2 separate regions of the Homo sapiens genome follow, and region 2 is linked to region 1. The links are chromatin contacts, found by POLR2A ChIA-PET in ENCODE. All regions are on one chromosome and are shown on one strand. Each heading gives the region's core, a stretch centred on a gene start or an enhancer-like site at or near the end of the contact. The rest is flanking DNA. Distances are from core to core; before and after follow the strand shown.

What was found. ChIA-PET counts read pairs that join two places held with the same protein, here RNA polymerase II (POLR2A).
Region 2: POLR2A ChIA-PET joins it to region 1 with 10 read pairs in Panc1. The contact joins the promoter of ABCF2-H2BK1 here to the promoter of ZNHIT1 in region 1. POLR2A ChIA-PET finds 5 or more read pairs at or near these places in 2 of 52 experiments (GM12878 and Panc1).

The regions. Positions count from the first base shown.
Region 1 is chr7:101,216,081-101,220,564 of GRCh38, reverse strand. It overlaps ZNHIT1 (zinc finger HIT-type containing 1), which reads right to left and starts at 2,400. Exons shown (of 5, transcript NM_006349.3): 1 at 2,348-2,400. The coding sequence starts at 2,369. PLOD3 (procollagen-lysine,2-oxoglutarate 5-dioxygenase 3) reads left to right here and starts at 2,984. Exons shown (of 19, transcript NM_001084.5): 1 at 2,984-3,399; 2 at 3,779-3,870; 3 at 4,019-4,155; 4 at 4,239-4,402. The coding sequence starts at 3,291. RefSeq lists enhancers at 2,053-2,594, 2,688-2,807, 3,356-3,878 and silencers at 2,908-3,187, 3,328-3,377, 3,438-3,557.
Region 2 is chr7:151,225,417-151,230,519 of GRCh38, reverse strand. It overlaps ABCF2-H2BK1 (ABCF2-H2BK1 readthrough), which reads left to right and starts at 3,315. Exons shown (of 17, transcript NR_160983.1): 1 at 3,315-3,357; 2 at 4,020-4,215. It overlaps ABCF2 (ATP binding cassette subfamily F member 2), which reads left to right and starts at 3,315. Exons shown (of 15, transcript NM_007189.3): 1 at 3,315-3,357; 2 at 4,020-4,215. The coding sequence starts at 4,062. RefSeq lists enhancers at 3,139-3,218, 3,329-3,378 and a silencer at 3,479-3,538.

The sequences.
Region 1 (4,484 bases), core at 1,151-3,650:
CCCTTACAACAGCTGTATGGGACAGTATCATCATCCCCAATTTACCAACATTCAGAGATTAAGAAATGTGTCCAAAGTTCACATAGCTAACAAGTGGCCAGGTCAGGAGTCAAAGAACTACCCAGCATCAAAAAGCATGACCTTGCCAGGCGCAGTGGCTCATGCCTGTTATCTCAGCACTTTGGGAGGCCAAGGTGGGTGGATTGTTTGAGCGCGGGAGTTCGAGGCCAGCCTGGGCAACATGGCAAAACCATGTTTCTACAAAAAAAATACAAAAATTAGCCAGGTGTAGTGGGACACACCTGTAGTCCCAGCTATTCAGGAGGCTGAGGCGCAAGGATTGCTTGAGCCCAGGAGCTCAAGGCTGCAGTGAGCTGTGTTTGTGCCACTGCACTCCAGCCTGGGTGACAGAGCAAGACCCTGTTTCAAAAAAAAAAAAAAAAAAAAAAAAACCCAAAACCAACCAAACAAAAAAAAATATGATTATGATCACTGTACTACTCTGTCTCCCCTCCAAATGCCAGGCAGTGCTCTAGGTTTTAGGGATGCCAAAGCTTACAGTCCAGTGGCAAACACAAATGATTAATGAAACAAACACAGTAAGTACAGCATGGAGTAGGCTAGGATACGGAAGTATAAAGTGCTGCAGAGCCCAGGACAGAAACACCCAACCTGGCCTTGGAGTAGTCAGGGAAGACTTCCCAGAAGAAGGTAAGTCTAGGTTAAGGCCTAACTGGTGAATGACCTGGCTAGGGGAGACAGCGGGGTATTTCAGACCTTGAGGCCAACATGAAAAAACTGATGGCTGGGAGACTGCGATGCCTTTGAAAAACTGAGAGGGCCAAGCGCAGTGGCTCATGCCTGTAATTCTAGCATTTTGGGGGGCCGAGGCGGGTGGATCACGAGGTCAGGAGATCAAGACCATCCTGGCTAACATGGTGAAACCCTGTCTCTACTAAAAATACAAAAGATAAGCTGGGTGTGGTGGCGGGCGCCTGTAGTCCCAGCTACTCCAGAAGCTGAGGCCAGAGAATGGTGTGAACCCGGGAGGCAGAGCTTGCAGTGAACCGAGATTGCGCCACTGCACTCCAGCCTGGGGGACAGAGCAAGACTCCGTCTCAAAAAGAAAAAAAAAGAAAGAAAGAAAAACTAAAAGGGCCAAGCGCAGTGGCTCATACTTGTAATCCTAGCATTTTGGAAGGCCGAGGCAGGAGGATCACATGAGCTCAGGAGTTCAAGACCAGCCTGGGCAACATAGTGAGACACCCATCTCAACAAAAAATATAAAAACTAGCCCAGCATGGTGGCCTGCACCCACCTGTAGTTCCACCTACTCAGGTGGCTGAGGTGGAAGAATCACTTGAGCATGGGAGGTTGAGGCTGCAGTGAGTTATATAGAACCACTGCATTCCAGCCTGGGTGACAGAGCAAGACTCTGTCTAAAAAAAAAAAGTCTTTGCTGGCTCTCCAGTGTTTCCCTACAGAGTTCAAACTCCTGGGCAGTGTGTATAATGCCTTTCAAAATGTAACCTTTCCCCAGCCTTCGATCCTTTCTTATTACTCTGTAAGATCCAAACTGTGAACTTGGCTTCCTAAGCGACTTGCTTTTTCTTGCTTCACTGCCTTTGCACGTGAGGTTCCCACTGAGAGAAACCCTAACTAGACTTTCAAGACTCAATTCAAGCTTTTTCATTTTTCCTTCAAGCTTTCACAGTCCCCTGCCTCCCAGAACCTGGGCTAGATGCCACGTCTCCCTGTTCCCAGGCGCTGTGCTTCCCTCTGCCATAGCACAAATCACAAATCACAGTAAAATACAGTGTTAGGTCTGCGTTTCTGCCCCCCTTCCAGAAAAAGCCAATGCTTGGATAAGAGGGGTCTTTCTCCTCTTCATCCCCAGCGCCCGGCTTGGAGCAGGCACCAATAAAACGTGAATGAAGGGTCAACGCCAGGACCCGAGGGCTGAGGAAGGGATTTACGAGGAATAGCTGGGGCCGGGCGCGGCAGCTCACGCCTGTAATCCCAGCACTTTGGAAGGCCCACGCAGGAGGATCGCTTTGAGGCCAAGAGTTGGAGACCAACCTGGGCAACATAGCGAGAGCCCGTCACCACATAACAAATTAAAAATTAACCAGGCGTGGGGCCTCATGCTTGCAGTTCCAGCCACTCCGGAGGCTGAGGTGGGAGGATGGTTTGATCCCAGGAAATCGAGGCTGCAGTGAGCTATGACTATGCCACTGCACTCCAGCCTAGGCGAAAGAGCGAGACCAAAAAAGAGGAATGACTAGGTAAGAAAATTCTAGGACTGACTTGGGAAGGGGAAGGGGGCGAACCGCGGGGGCTCACATACCCGAAGTTTTCTTCTCCACCATTGGCACAACACAACTGTCGGAAGAAACTGCTGCGCACGCGTACTAACCCCAAGGCTTTAGTAGGGGCGCCATCACTTCCGGTAGCTTGTACTTCTGCGCGTGCGCCACAGCTTTGACTCATTACGTGGCGTTTCCTTGGAGACAAGAAAGCTTTTCGCCATGTTTTATAGGGGCAAAACCACTTCCGGCCTCAGTGTGGAGGTGTAAATCTTGTGGGAGCCACGAAATGGGTCATTTTAAAGATGTGGTCACGGTGTTCTTACAAGAAATCTTATTTTCCTTTGGTCCTTGTGAAGATGCTGTGATCACAAAGGCAGCCCCTGGAGCTTCTCCGGGCAGAAGAGGAGGTGGGCTGGACTGTCAAAGAAAGTGGCTGGCTTCCGTGGGCAATCCGAGGTTCCTAGTGGCCCTCTGCAGAAAGCTGAACTCCCAGTTCCCCCAGGCCTCCGTCCCGCGGCGGACTCCTAGGCTTCCTCCCTCCCTGTCGCCGCCAGCCTCTCGCTCTCCCCGTCTTCCGCCCGCACTCTCTGGGCAGGGCTGCGGCCAGGACCCGCCCCCGCGTCCCGCCCGACCCTCCGCCAGGGGTCACTTCCCCTGTCCAGGTTTCAGCTTCCACATGTGTCAAGCGGCTGGCTCAGCCCAGAGTCCCTGTCTCCCGCCCGCCGGCCCGAGCCGCCGCCCCTCCCCCGCCTCCCGTGCGCCCGGGACAATCCTCGCCTTGTCTGTGGCGCCGGCATCTGGAGCTTTCTGTAGCCTCCGGATACGCCTTTTTTTCAGGGCGTAGCCCCAGCCAAGCTGCTCCCCGCGGCGGCCGCACAGCAGCCCGAGCGCCCCCTTTCCAGAGCTCCCCTCCGGAGCTGGGATCCAGGCGCGTAGCGGAGATCCCAGGATCCTGGGTGCTGTCTGGGCCCGCTCCCCACCATGACCTCCTCGGGGCCTGGACCCCGGTTCCTGCTGCTGCTGCCGCTGCTGCTGCCCCCTGCGGCCTCAGCCTCCGACCGGCCCCGGGGCCGAGACCCGGTCAACCCAGGTGAGATCCCGGGGAGGCCCGGCACGGCCGAGGGGGCAGAGGCTGGCGTGCCTGCCAGCCTGGCCCGGAGAGGGTCGGAGGCTCGAGGAGGTGTCTGGCCCGTCCCCCGCCCAGCGTGCTCTTGAGGCTGAGTCGCGCCAAGCCCCTCGCCCATCACTACCCTGAACTGGGGTTTCCAGCCTCCCTATGCAAAGGGACTCGGAATTCCTGGGCACCACTCCCACCCTGCCCTCCTTGGGGTCAGAGTGTTCCTGGGTGAGAAGAGTTTAAGAATGGGAAGGAAGAAAGGGAGGGAAGTCGAGTGAGAGGGAGGACAGCAAAGCACGTGAGGCCCGGAGCTGGGCGGTGGATCTCAAGTGCCATTTCCCTCTGGTAACAGAGAAGCTGCTGGTGATCACTGTGGCCACAGCTGAAACCGAGGGGTACCTGCGTTTCCTGCGCTCTGCGGAGTTCTTCAACTACACTGTGCGGGTGAGGAGAGGGAAAGGCCCCTGGGAGGGGGTCCCAGCAGGAGGGGTGGGCTGAAGTCTGGATGCCCAGGTCCCCACGGTAAGCCTGGTCAGGAGTTCCCCCCACAACTCCCCACCCCTTGCCTGGCACGGGGCAATCTTCTCCACAGACCCTGGGCCTGGGAGAGGAGTGGCGAGGGGGTGATGTGGCTCGAACAGTTGGTGGAGGACAGAAGGTCCGGTGGTTAAAGAAGGAAATGGAGAAATACGCTGACCGGGAGGATATGATCATCATGTTTGTGGATAGGTAACGGGGCTGGGGATAGGGAGCGGGGTAAGGATGCTGAGGTTCCCAGTGGACCCCTGCCCATCCTCCCCTTCCTCACCCAGCTACGACGTGATTCTGGCCGGCAGCCCCACAGAGCTGCTGAAGAAGTTCGTCCAGAGTGGCAGCCGCCTGCTCTTCTCTGCAGAGAGCTTCTGCTGGCCCGAGTGGGGGCTGGCGGAGCAGTACCCTGAGGTGGGCACGGGGAAGCGCTTCCTCAATTCTGGTGGTGAGTGGCAGAGTGCCCAAGGCAGAGGGGCCAAGAGCGGTGGGACACAGAGTGTTAAAGGCGCCTGAGGGCTGGAGACAGC
Region 2 (5,103 bases), core at 2,066-4,565, about 50 Mb before region 1:
AATCTCAATTCAGACTAGCCACATTTCAAGTGCTCCATAGCCACATATGGCCGGAGGCTACCATACTGAACACTGCAGGTCCAGATCCTTTTCAGTTACTAAGTTCCTAGGTAATTCTCCAAGAGACATTTCCTTCCTTGGGTCTCCGTTTCTTCATAATTTAAACAGAGTCTAAGCCAAATATTCTTGTTTCCAGCACTGACCTTCTGTGATTTTTTTCAAATTTAGCCAGTCCCTTTCTCCTCTCTCTTTACTCACCTCCTTTTCTCCCCCATTTTCCCATTTCTCTTTCCCTGTTTCTTCTCCCCTCATCCCGAGTTCTTTTCTCTGGCTAAACCCAGGGCAGGGTGGGCAGGGGGAGGGATGGTGGCTCACACCTGTAATACCAGGATTTCAGAAGGTCGAGGCAGGAGGATCTCTTGAGCCCAGGAGTTTGAGACCAGCCTGGGCAACATAAGAAGACACCATCTCTATGTAAAATTTAAAAACTGTAGCCAGGTGCAGTGGCTCATGCCTGGAATTGTAATCCCAGCACTTTGGGAAGCCAAAGTGGGCAGATCGTTTGAACCCAGGAGTTCCAGACCAGCCTGGGCAACATGGCAAAACCTCATCTCTGAAAAAAAAAAACAAAAATTAGCCAGGCATGGTGGTGCTTGCCTGTAGTCCCAGCTACTTGGGAGGCCAACGTGGGAGGATCGCTTGAGCCCAGGAGGTCGAGGTTGCAGTGAGCCATGATCGTGCCACTGAACTCCAGCCTAGGCAACAGAGCTGCCCAGAGCTGCTTGTCACCGTAGTTTCCTGATCTGCAAAATGGTAATAATCCTCACCTCGGAGTTTGTTGGGGGTGGGGAGTTTAATGTGATGGCATAAATGAAAAAGCATAATAAATATTGTTATCTGTAACCACACATTTTTAAACGAGGCTGGGAAAGGAGAAGCATATTTCTCCCAGGAGGCACAGGCGCTTGAATCTGTTTCTTTGTTGTGTTTTGTTTTTTGAGACAGGGTCTTGCTCTGTTGCCCAGGTAGGAGCGCAGTGGTACGATCTCAGCTTGCTGCAGCCTTGACCTTCTGGGTAACTGGGACCGCAGCGATGCGCTACCACGCCCGGCTAATTTTTGTATTTTTTTTAATAGAGATAGGACTTCGCCATGTTGCCAAGGCTGGTCTTGAACTCCTGAGCTCAAAAGATCCACCTGCCTCCACCTCCCAAAGTGCTGGGAATACAGTCATGAGCCACCACACTCAGCCAAATGAGTGCTTTTTATGTGATCCACAATCATAAATAACTTTTTTTTTTTTTTGAGATGGAGTCTCGCTCTGTTGCCCAGGCTGGAGTGCAGTGGCGTGATCTCGGCTCACTCCAAGTTCCACTTCCCAGGTTCACGACATTCTCCTGCCTCAGCCTCCCGAGTAGCTGGGACTACAGGTGCCCGCCACCATGCCTGGCTAATTTTTTGTATTTTTAGTAGAGACGGGGTTTTACCGTGTTAGCCAGGATGGTCTCGATCTCCTGACCTCGTGATCCGCTGGCCTCGGCCTCCCAAAGTGCTGGGATTACAGGCGTGAGCCACCGTGCCCGGCCCATAAATAACTCTTTTGCTTCATACAGAAGGGTTTTACAGTCATTTAACTGTATTCTTTTTGTAACTATATTCCCATTTTACAGAGGAGAACATGTACTTTGCCCAAGGCCACACAATGAAGCATAGAACTGGGGTTATGCTCTTAATTATGCTATGCCAAGTGAGGTCTCCACCTAGGTACCCCAGCAACACACGAAAGTCACTTCGTTTAGGGCACTTAATTTCATGGTGTCAAGGTCTGTTTTTTTTGTTTTTTGTTTTTTTAGAGACAGGGTCTAGTTTTGTCACCCAGTCTGGAGTGCAGTGGTTTGATTATAGCTCACTGCAGCCTTGAACTCCTGGGCTGAAATGATCCTCCCACTACGGCCTTCCAAAGTGCTTGGATTACAGGTGTGAGCCACCACACCCGGCTTGTTTACTTTTCACATGTTCCTTCTTTATTATGAGCTCCCTGAGGTCAGGGAGTGACTTTGCACCATTGCAACTCCAGCACATATATCTGAGCCTGACAGATAGTAGGCACTTCGTTGGTGGAGGATATTCTAGGAAAATGTATGTTCAAAGGCATGCAGGTGTAAAATAGCACGCTTAATCTCCGAACTATTTAAGTAGGTAAGTTCTACTGAAGTATGAGTTTGAGAAGAAAAACTAATTCTCATTGTTTGAGTCACGGACTGTGGGCGAAAAGGTGCCACATTTGGAGAATATGCTCAAAGGGAGCAATAGCTTCCTTTGCTGCCCCAAACGTCACTGATGGTGAGGCTTCTGCTGCACAGGAGCCTGGAGAAGTAACAAAGATCACAAAGGGCCTGCCTTGTACTTGAGGCTAAACATTTGGAGTTTACAATGTAGGTAATGTGAAGTCCTTGAGAGATTGTATTTATTTTTAAACCATCCAGCCCAAAATGTCATGTGAGAGATTTTAAACAGTGAGACTCAAAGGGAAAGTAACGGGCCCGGTAGCATGGCTAACTAATAATAAAACAAATCTCAGCCAAGGGGCCTTTTTATCTCGGGGCCCTTTCCACCAAACTTGCATGGCTTCAGTGGAAACCTAACAATGCGGCAGCGGGGAGGCTAAGCGGCCGAGGTTCCAAAACAACGTCTGGCACCTTCTAAAAGTTTAACAATGAACCAGCCTCTAAAATTAAGGTTTAATGAAACCAAGGCGCTTTCTTTCGTGAAGGAATTCCGTTGGCAACATCTTTGCAGCGATGCCCCGCTTTCTGGAACCCCTCCCTGCCCAGCGCCCCCTTCATTTTAGTCCTCCCCTCACGCTCCCACCTCTCCTCTCCCATTGTTTCGATCTACTCCCGCTGAGGCAAGCTGGGAAGTGTAGTTGCACGCCCTGCTGCCTGAGTCGGTTAGGTAGCTCTAAAAACTCGTAACTCCACAACAGCTCAATGGATTTTCGAGAGGTGGGGTAAAGCCTGAAGGCTCAGCCGGTTTATCCAACGAGCAATCTGGGATTTGCAGTTTCCAGCGCCCGAAGTGCGCCCGCTAGCAGAGAGCTCTTGGACTCTAATCCCGCCCCCTCCCCGAGCCTCGCGCATCCTGATGGCGTCACGCGGCCCCGCGAGGTCTGTGGGATACATAGTAGTCCTCAAGGCGGGTCTCACTCTTGGCCGCTGCAACTTGAGGACTACACTTCCAAGGAGGCAGCGCGGCGCGCCGAGAACCACCCGAGGCCGTGATTGGCTGGTGAGCCGGCCGCACGCGGAGGATCCTAAGGAGCAGCTCTGTTGCGACATAGGCCGAGCAGCGAGGCCCAGTGAGTTAGGGGAAGGGGAGCTGTAGGGAGAGGGTCCCCGCCGGTGAGGGGGAAAGAGAATTAGAAGAGGAAGCAGGGACGGGGTTTGGATGGAGGGCTCTGCGAGGGGGAAGATAGGGCTAAGGGAGAGAAGCTGACGGGCGGGGTGGGGGAGGACCCGGGGGTGACGAGCGTGGAGACTCGGAGGGGACTCACGCGGGCGAGGACGAGTGCGTCCCGGCAAGAGGCTGGGCTCGACGGCCGGGTGATGTGGAGAGGGACGATCGAGAAGAGGCCCGAGACGGACGGGAGGAGGAAGCCCGGAAAGTGAGGCGGCTAGCTGAGTGCGGAGCGCCAAGTTGTAGGGAAACCGGAGACGGAGACCTCCGCTGAGGGGCAGAACCTGGTCCCCAGCCGGAGGCCCTGAAAGAAGGAGCGTTTCCAAAGTGAGGCAGTCCGTGGGGGACTGGTGCCTGTGGGAAGAGATGTTAAGATTAGAAGAGCCGCTGAGAATCGGCATTGGTTTGGGATACCCTGACCAAGTTGGAACAGACGAGGCGGGGGCAGGCCAGGGCATCAGAGGCTTGATGTTGATACGAAGATTCCTGAGAGGGATGGAGCAGGGCCCAGGCATTCTTACTAGTAAGTTTAGGGTTTGGGGGTATCTGTTTGCCTTCCTTCAGGCTCCCTGAAACAACAGTAACCTACCCCTGTGGGTCATCATCATGCCCTCCGACCTGGCCAAGAAGAAGGCAGCCAAAAAGAAGGAGGCTGCCAAAGCTCGACAGCGGCCCAGAAAAGGACATGAAGAAAATGGAGATGTTGTCACAGAACCACAGGTGGCAGAGAAGAATGAGGCCAATGGCAGAGAGACCACAGGTGAATTGAGGGAGGGGTGAGTTGGGGATGGTTGCTAAGACTTAATGCATGCCCCAGCCAGAGTTGGAATCTTGATGCTGGGGGTAGTGGAGAATGTATCTGGTGTCATGCAACTTTTCATGATGAATCAAATCAGTAGAGTTGGAATTCGTGCCACCCTGTCATTGCGCAAGGAAGCCGAAGACGAGGTTCTCACATACTCAGTGGCAAGCGGATGTGAGAGTTGCTGAGCTGCCTTGCTGCTCTATTAGATTGTGAGGAGGGGATCAGTTCCCTGCCCCTTTCTCAGTTTCCATTTCTATGCATGGTGACCAATGTGCCAGGTTCTTTGCTACATTATACAATAAGCTTGTCCTCTCACTGGTGTAGTGGCTCTACCTACAAGAGAGTAACTTATGAGTTGATTTATGGGGTTTTTCCTGGGAGAGAGCTCCCTTTCTGTTATTTATATTTTGGGAAATATTTATTATTTCTCAAGTGCTAGACATGGTGCTATACACTGAGGCACTACCGTCTTCCCTCCAAAAACTTACCGTCTAGACTGGGAAACATGGCCATATGCGGTAAAGACTATTCCAGGCCCTTGGCAGTCCAATCCCAGCCCTCTTCCCTGCCCCCTGAAAACTCCCTAAACAGCCTTCTGCTCCATCCAGACTATTTATTATCTCTTGGATAGTCACCACATCTCTGTCCTTTCACACACTGAATTATAATACCATCATGTTTTTGCTAGCTACATTTGACATTTCTGTCAAGGCCCAGCTCAAGATAATGAAGCGTCTCTCAGTCAAACCTGACCACAGTATTTCCATTCTCTATACCCTTTTGCTGTCTTTTAGTGTTACTTACCTTTTTATGTTGTATCTCCTGTTTCTTTGTCTAAATTGT